3 separate regions of the Homo sapiens genome follow, and all the other regions are linked to region 3. The links are chromatin loops, found by intact Hi-C in ENCODE. Cell type or tissue: CD4-positive, alpha-beta T cell. All regions are shown on one strand. Region 1 has its middle 8.3 kb from the start of MRPL48. Region 2 has its middle 3.6 kb from the start of MIR548AL. Region 3 holds the start of POLD3 (DNA polymerase delta 3, accessory subunit).

Region 1 (2,500 bases), 810 kb before region 3:
TTACAAGCGTGAGCCACTGCGCCCGGTGTTTTTGTATTTTTAGTAGAGACAGGGTTTCACCATGTTGGCCAGGATGGTTTCAATCTCTTGACCTTGTGATCTGCCTGCCTCGGCATCCCAAAGTGCTGGGATTACAGGCGTGAGCCACCACGCCAGCCACAACATCTTTAATCATCAAGGAAATGCAAACCAAAACCACAAATATACCATTTCAAACTACTAAAATGGCTTAAAAAATGTTTTGGGACCTTCAAATACTTGTACAAAATGTTCGTAGCAGCTTTGTTCACAATAGCCAACAGGTAGAAACAACCCAAGTGTCTGTTAACAGATGAACGGATAAACAAATTGTGGTATATTCATACAAGGGAATACTATTCAACTCTAAAGCAAAATAAAGTATTAATACATGGTACAACATAGATGAACCTTGAAAACATTATGCTAAGTGAAACTATGCAGACAGAAAACCTCGACTATTGTGTGATTCCACTTATGTGAAATATAGCAAATTCATAGAAACAGAAAGGGTCCTGGAGATTAACAGGAGCTAGTAGGAGAGGTTAATGGGGAGTTATTGCTTACTGGGCAATGGATTCTGCTTGGGGTAATGAAAAATTTTGGAAATAGATAATGACGATGATTGCACGACACTGTGAATGTAATTAATGCCACTGAATTATACACATATTGTTAAAATGGAAATTTTTCTCATATATATTTGACTACAATTTTTAAAAAACGAGCTGACTATAGAGTGACTTTAAGTAGAGTGACTATAAACTCCAGAACAGTCCACATTTATGACTGTTGTGTGGATTGTAATTATTGATAGTATACCCCTAGACTCTCAAAGCTATCCCAGTTTGAACAATAAATTATATAGCCACCCAATCTCTAAGATCTCATTTTGAATGATTCTGCAATCCTAACATCGGGCATTAGGACCTTACAAAGGTTTTGCGATGACATCACCTCTGGAAAACTAGAACCCACAGGCCTCCAGGGAACCGGAGGCTGGGCGGAAGATGTGTGCACTTCACACAAACGCCCAGCTCCCAAGTGAGAATCATTTCAGTGGTAAATCATCTCTTTACTTGGGGTTCCAAGAGCCCACGACTAAAGGGAAACACTTGCAGAATGTGTCGGATGGAGTCAGCGACGCCAGAAACAGAGAATAGCCCCACCCTCCCCTGTCAAGCCACACTCAACATGGCCGCCAGCGTCCATGTGGAGGAGGGAGCGCGCCTCCTCTCGCAGCCCCAGAGGGGCGGGCCCTGGGAACCGAACGAGCTTCAGCAGACCAATGGGGAGAGGCAAGGGGCGGGGTTGGCCTGGGTCTTCGGCCAGAGGGCGGTGAGGTTGACTTGAACTGGCGGGTCTTGTTGTGCCGGGGCTGCCACGTTATTTCCAGCTTTTGAGGTGGATTTTGCCCGCTGGTGTGCCACCGTCAGCGCTTCCGGGTTGAACTCCAGCTGAGCTGAGCTGATCAGATCCCACCCTACCCAGTACTTGTCCCTCCTCTTCCAAGCCAGCCCTAATCAAAGCCTTGTTGGCCCCTCCCTCTCATTTGAGATGACTCATCTCTGTATCCCAACGACGCGGCACCAGGTGTGGCCTGACACGTTTGAGCTTAAAACCTTTTTTTCTGATTATAAAAATATATGCATATTTTAGGAAATTAAGAAAAGTGTAATGGAAACAAAAGTGATTTACTGTCCCATCGGCCAGAAACAATCATAATTAACCTTTGTCATTCTTTTTTTCCCTCTGTGTGTCTATTTTAACACAATTGGGACAATGCTGTATAACTTATGTATTATCGTTTGCATATTAAGTGTTTTTCTTTGTGATTTTAAATGCATGGATAGGATAAAGTATTCCATGGATGAATGACTGTGATTTTTATATTTTTCCGTTGAGCATTTAAACTTTGAGCCTGGGCACAGTGGCTCACACCTGTAATCCCAGCACTTTGGGAGGCCAAGGCGGGCGGATCACCTGAGGTCAGGAGTTCGAGACCAGCCTGACCAACATGGTGAAACTCCATCTCTACTAAAAATACAAAATTAGCTGGGCGTGGTGGCACACGCCTGTAATCCCAGCTACTTGGGAGGCTGAGGCAGGAGAATTGCTTGAACCTGGGAGGCAGAGGTTGCAGTGAGCCAAGATCACGCCACTGCACTCCAGCCCGGGAAACGAGCGAAACACCATTTCAAAAATAAATAAATAAATAAAAATAAAAAATAAACTTTGAGTGGATAGCCTCTTGGAGATGGGGCAGGTCGGGAAGGAGAGACAGCTAAGAACTGGCTATTCCACAGCTTCACCTTCTCTTTGCAAAGTTGTTCCACAAGAATTACAAGATTGTAGAGTCTTTCAACATTTTAGGATCTTAGGGTTCTAAAGTAGTACAATTGAGAAACTCAGAATCATAACATCTTGGGTGAGTAAGGACCCCAGAAAAAACAAGTCCAAGCCTCTACCAAATAGTTTCACT
Region 2 (2,500 bases), 190 kb before region 3:
ATCCTTATGCAGCACATGACTGTATTATATTTACTACATATATATAATATAATGTTTCAAATATTACATATAATGGACCTAATATTTTAGAATCATAATATATATAACTTACCCTCCAATGATTTAGAAAAAGACCACGTGTATGTCTATACAAATATTTATTATATATGTATATATGCAAACATATATATTACATAGTTAAATGAATAGCAAAGGACAAAGCAAATGGAGGAAAATGTTAATAGTGGGTGGATCTGGGTAAAGAATATGTGAATGGCTGGGTAAAGAATATATGAATGGCTTACATCTGTAATCCCGGCACTTTGGGAGGCCAAGGCAGGTGGATCACCTGAGGTCAGGAGTTCAAGACCAGCCTGGCCAACATAGTGAAACCCCATCACTACTAAAAATACAAAAATTAGCCAGGCATGGTGGCAGGCACCTGTAATCTTAGCTACTTGGGAGGCTGAGGCAGGAGGAAACACTTGAACCTGGGAGGTGGAGGTTGCAGTGAGCCAAGATCGCACATTACACTCCAGCCTCGGTGACAAGAGTGAAATCTGTCTCAAAAAAACATATATATATAGAGAGAGATATATATTATGTATATATATTATATATATTTTGTATATATAATATATATAATGTGTATATATAATGTATATTATGTGTATATATTATATATTGTGTATGTATTATATATATTATGTGTATATAATATATATTATGTAATATGTATACATATGTAATATATATTTTATATATACATGTATATATTATATATTATATATATATTTTATATATACACTAATATATATTATGTATACATAATATATATAATATATATATTATATATTATAATATATATAACATATATTATATATAATATATAATATATGTTATATATATTATAATATATAATTCACAGATTTATACATATATCACATACATATAATATATGTATATATAATATATATTATATATATTATGTATACATTATATATATTAGTGTATATATAAAATATATATATAATATATTATATATATTATGTATCTATTATATATATTATGTATACATAAAAATATATATGTGTATATATAAAATATATATTATGTATATATAATATATATTATGTATATATAATGTGTGTATATATACATATATATGTATAATATAATATATAATGTATATATACATAATATATATTATGTATATGTATTATATATATTATGTGTATATATTATATATATTATGTATATATAATATATATTATGTATATATATAATATATATATATGGGTATTGTTTGTACTATTTTTATTTTTGTAACTTTGACATCATTTTTTTCTTTTCTTTCTTTCTTTTTTTTTGAGACTGGGTCCTGCTCTGTTGCCCAGGCTGGAGTGAGGTGGCGCAACCATGGCTTGCTGCAGCCTTGACCTCCTGGGTTCAAATGATCCTCCCACCTCAGCCTCCTGAGTAGCTGGGACCACAGGTGCCCGCCACCATACCTGGCTAATTTTTTAATTATTTCTAGAGACAAGGTCTTGCCATGTTGCCCAGGCTGGTCTTGTGTTCCTGGGCTCGAGCAATCCTCCTGCTTCGGCCTCCCAAAGTGCTGGGATTACAGGTATGAGCCACCACATCCAGCTGTGAAATTATTTCAAAATCAAAAAGTTTAAAAGAAAAACCTCTACTGTATAAGAAATACACATTTCTTTATTATTAACAAAAAATCTAGCCAAGTGTGGTGGCTCATACCTCTAATCCCAACATTTTGGGAGGCCGAGGTAGGGGGATCGCTTTATCCCAGGAGTTTGACACCAGCCTGGGCAACATGGCAAGACCCTGTCTCTGCAAAACGACAACAAAAAAATTTTTTTTTAGTTAGCCGGGCATGGTGGCTCATGTCTGTAGTCCTCGCTACTTGGGAGGGTGAGGCAGGAGAATCCCTTGAGCCCAGAAGTTCCAGGCTCTAGTGAGCCTTGACTGTGCCACTGCACTCCAGCCTGGGCAACAGAACAGGACCCTGTCTCTAAAAAGAGAAAAAAAAATTTAATTAAAAGACTGGAATTTCTCATTCTGTTAGGGCAGCAAGAATTTGAATTTTCATTAATATCTGGAATTTTCTTCCCCACCCAGGCCTTATCTGGTACTTGGAAAACAGGAAGGGTCTGTAGCTCGAGTTCATTAAGGTTTCTGCAAGCATCTGCATTGTCCAGAGCCGTAGTGGTCACTGACACTGGAAGTCTGACAGCTTTCTCCCTGCATGCCATTTGTAAGCAATTACCAGGAAACTTGGTTGAGGCTAGGAACCCCAAGCCTCTGTCTAGGTTTGCCACATAGCCATCCCCTCTAAAATCTTGCCCATTCCTTGAAATGCTACCACCAGGCAGAGCTCAGGGCCTCTCTCTCTCATTACCTGCCTACTTTAAGACTTTAAATCTTGACAAAATGTATCATTCTGCTCTGTGATTGCTCTGAAAAGAGAAGTATTTTC
Region 3 (2,500 bases):
ACCTCAGGTGATCTGCCTGCCTCGGCCTCCCAAAGTGTGGGATTACAGGTGTGAGCCACTGCGCCGAGCCATTTTATTTTATTTTTAGACGGAGTCTCTCTCTGTTTCCCAAGCTGAAGTGCAGTGGCATGATCTCGGCTCACTGCAACCTCCACCTCCTGGATTCAAGACATTCTCATGCCTCAGCCCTGGGAGTAACTGGGACTATAGGCACGTGCCACCACGCCCGGCTAATTTTTATATTTTTAGTAGAGACAGGGTTTCACCATGTGGGCCTGGCAGGCCTCGAACTCCTGACCTCAGGTGATTCATCCCCCTAGGCCTCCCAAAGTGCTGGGATTACAGGCGTTAGCCACCGCGCCCGGTCTGCTACCCTATTTTAAACCACCACTATCTTTCACTTAAAAATCTCAGAATGTAAGTTACATGTGAACAGGCTCGGTTTATTATTGCTCATAGCTGCAGCCCCAGCACCTCAACACTCAGAATAGTATCTGGCCTTTCTCAGGATTTTGCTATGCTTTGAATGAATGCATGTCGCGACAAGCCTTTGAAGTAGGTACTGTTATTATTCCCATTTTATAGATAAGGAAATAGGCTCCTAGTGGCTAAAGAATTACCTAAGTTTACACAACAAACAGCAAAACCAGGATTCAAACCCAGTAAGTCTGACTCTAGAGCCCACTCTCTTACGCACTACACCTGCGATACTGAACTGCACCGGCTTATGCTGAAGTCAATTATTAAAGATTTTTGCGGGGGTGATACTAGGAGAAATTTGAGTTGAAATTCCCCAACCTGATAACTTTTCTCCAAGTTTTCCTGAGAACACAGCTCAAGCGCCTCTTCACAGTCTCCTAGGCACAACGATTTGGTTTCTCCCAAGTCTCTCTCATCCGCCTCTTCTCCTAACAATCCAGAGATAATGAACTCTTTTCCAGCAAATTCTCCTGCTTCTATCCGAAACACTCAGCCTCTCCTCAACCCCTCTGGAAAAACCTTCCCTAATTTCTCAACTCTGAGGGATTATAACAGGCAGTACTTTTCCCCAGTTGGCAGCACTACTAAAATTACTTGTTTTCAATAGTCTCCCCTTTATCCTGGCTTTCCCGGGTTTCATCACGCGCAGCCAACCTCGGTAGGGAAATATTATACCCAATGACATCTGTTGAGAGACCATATTCACTAATGTTTATTACAGTATAATAATAATTGTTCTATTTTATCGTTAGTTATTTTTGTTAATCTCTTACTGTGCCTAATTTATAAATTAAACTTTATCATAGGTACGTAGGTATAGGAAAAAACCAGCCAGGAGGCCCCGCACTTCGGTGTTTTCTACTAGCTCTGCCTACCTCCGTCTGCGCCGTCTCCCTGACTAGTTTGACCCTTCGAGGGCCGCCGTAGTGCGTCGCCTCCGTTGCCGGGGAAACGACCCGGGACCTGGGAGGGAGCAAAGACGTTTCCCGCCGGCGGGAGCTGTGGCTGTGATTGAGAGAGGGGTTAGAGGCGGGTCCCAGCGCTGCCGCACCATGGCGGACCAGCTTTATCTGGAAAATATAGACGAGTTCGTCACGGACCAAAACAAGATCGTGAGCAGCTACTACTGGGGAACGCGGGCGTGCGACCGGGGTCCTGGGCCCGGCTAGGGCGGCGGGAGCCTTGACCCTCTGTCTGCTTGTGGCTTCGTGGGGACCAGGGGAGACAGGTCCCCACGAGGGGACCTGGGCGAGCTCTGTGCCCCAGAGCGAGCGAGGACTCGTCGGGAAGGTCCTCCAGCACACACGGAAGTCCGCGTCCCTTGGGTGGGCGTGCTGGGAACAGAGCCTGGGGCTGGAGCCGCGGAGACCGGGCGCGGAGGGAGGGCCGTTGGCTGAGAGTTCTAAGGCGTCCCTACACCTTTCTTTTAAGGTGGTTGGCGTTTAAAGTTTTAAGTTTACAGTTGAGGAAATCGTGTCTTAACTGTGTTAAGTTACAAGTTGCGTAACCTCCAGATACTGTTTCCTCTTCCTGGAAATTTAAGCATTGATAGAGGTTTGATCCGCTTCACACGGGTGAGGAAAAGATCGAGCGAATTGATGGATGTGAGTGCACTTTGCAAACCGTGATGATTGAGTGCCTGCTGTGTGCCAAGGCACTTTAATCTTTACAGTGACCTCCCCGCACCCCATCCCAGGTCGGTGGTGGTATCCCGAGATGAGGAAATTGAAGCTGAGGGGCCAAATAACTTGTTTATTTGCGTTTGGTAAGGGATAGGCAGTTTTTCAACCTAGGTCTGTCCTCTTACTAATGCTTTCTTCTACATCACACTGCCTTTGCCTAACCTGTGCAAGTCTTCTAACTATTGGAAGCTTGACATTTGGAATTGGAAGAGACTTTGAGAGAAGAGAGTGCAGGCATCCTGGGTCTAGGAGGGATGAAGGCTTGATGCTGGTAGTTCCCAATCTAATCTCTTATAAAAATATTTACCCACTTTTTTCGTTTCCTGACCCCTGCACCA

Evidence for each region. Hi-C counts contacts between places; a loop is a spot of excess contacts. Peaks named below come from ENCODE experiments on the same cell type or tissue, not always from the same donor. Only the 100,000 strongest peaks of a DNase experiment are listed, where the experiment ranks them.
Region 1: a loop joins it to region 3, with 9 times the contacts of the local background. A loop is called at or near these places in 3 of 110 quality-filtered maps.
Region 2: it touches region 3 in a loop (4-fold over the local background); 11 of 110 quality-filtered maps call a loop at or near these places.

The regions. Positions count from the first base shown.
Region 1 is chr11:73,778,283-73,780,782 of GRCh38, forward strand. No RefSeq gene overlaps it. Among named protein-coding and RNA genes, the nearest start is that of MRPL48, 8.3 kb to the right of the region's middle. RefSeq lists a cis regulatory region at 897-1,771 and an enhancer at 950-1,309. In CD4-positive, alpha-beta T cell, no CTCF peak of the experiment used is centred here; a DNase peak (open chromatin) is centred at 1,279; H3K4me3 peaks cover 1,204 bases; H3K27ac peaks cover 1,314 bases.
Region 2 is chr11:74,401,562-74,404,061 of GRCh38, forward strand. No RefSeq gene overlaps it. Among named protein-coding and RNA genes, the nearest start is that of MIR548AL, 3.6 kb to the left of the region's middle. In CD4-positive, alpha-beta T cell, no CTCF peak of the experiment used is centred here; no DNase peak of the experiment used is centred here.
Region 3 is chr11:74,591,127-74,593,626 of GRCh38, forward strand. POLD3 (DNA polymerase delta 3, accessory subunit) reads left to right here and starts at 1,456. Exons shown (of 12, transcript NM_006591.3): 1 at 1,456-1,592. The coding sequence starts at 1,533. RefSeq lists an enhancer at 1,118-1,751. In CD4-positive, alpha-beta T cell, no CTCF peak of the experiment used is centred here; DNase peaks (open chromatin) are centred at 1,435 and 1,815; H3K4me3 peaks cover 1,346 bases; H3K27ac peaks cover 1,330 bases.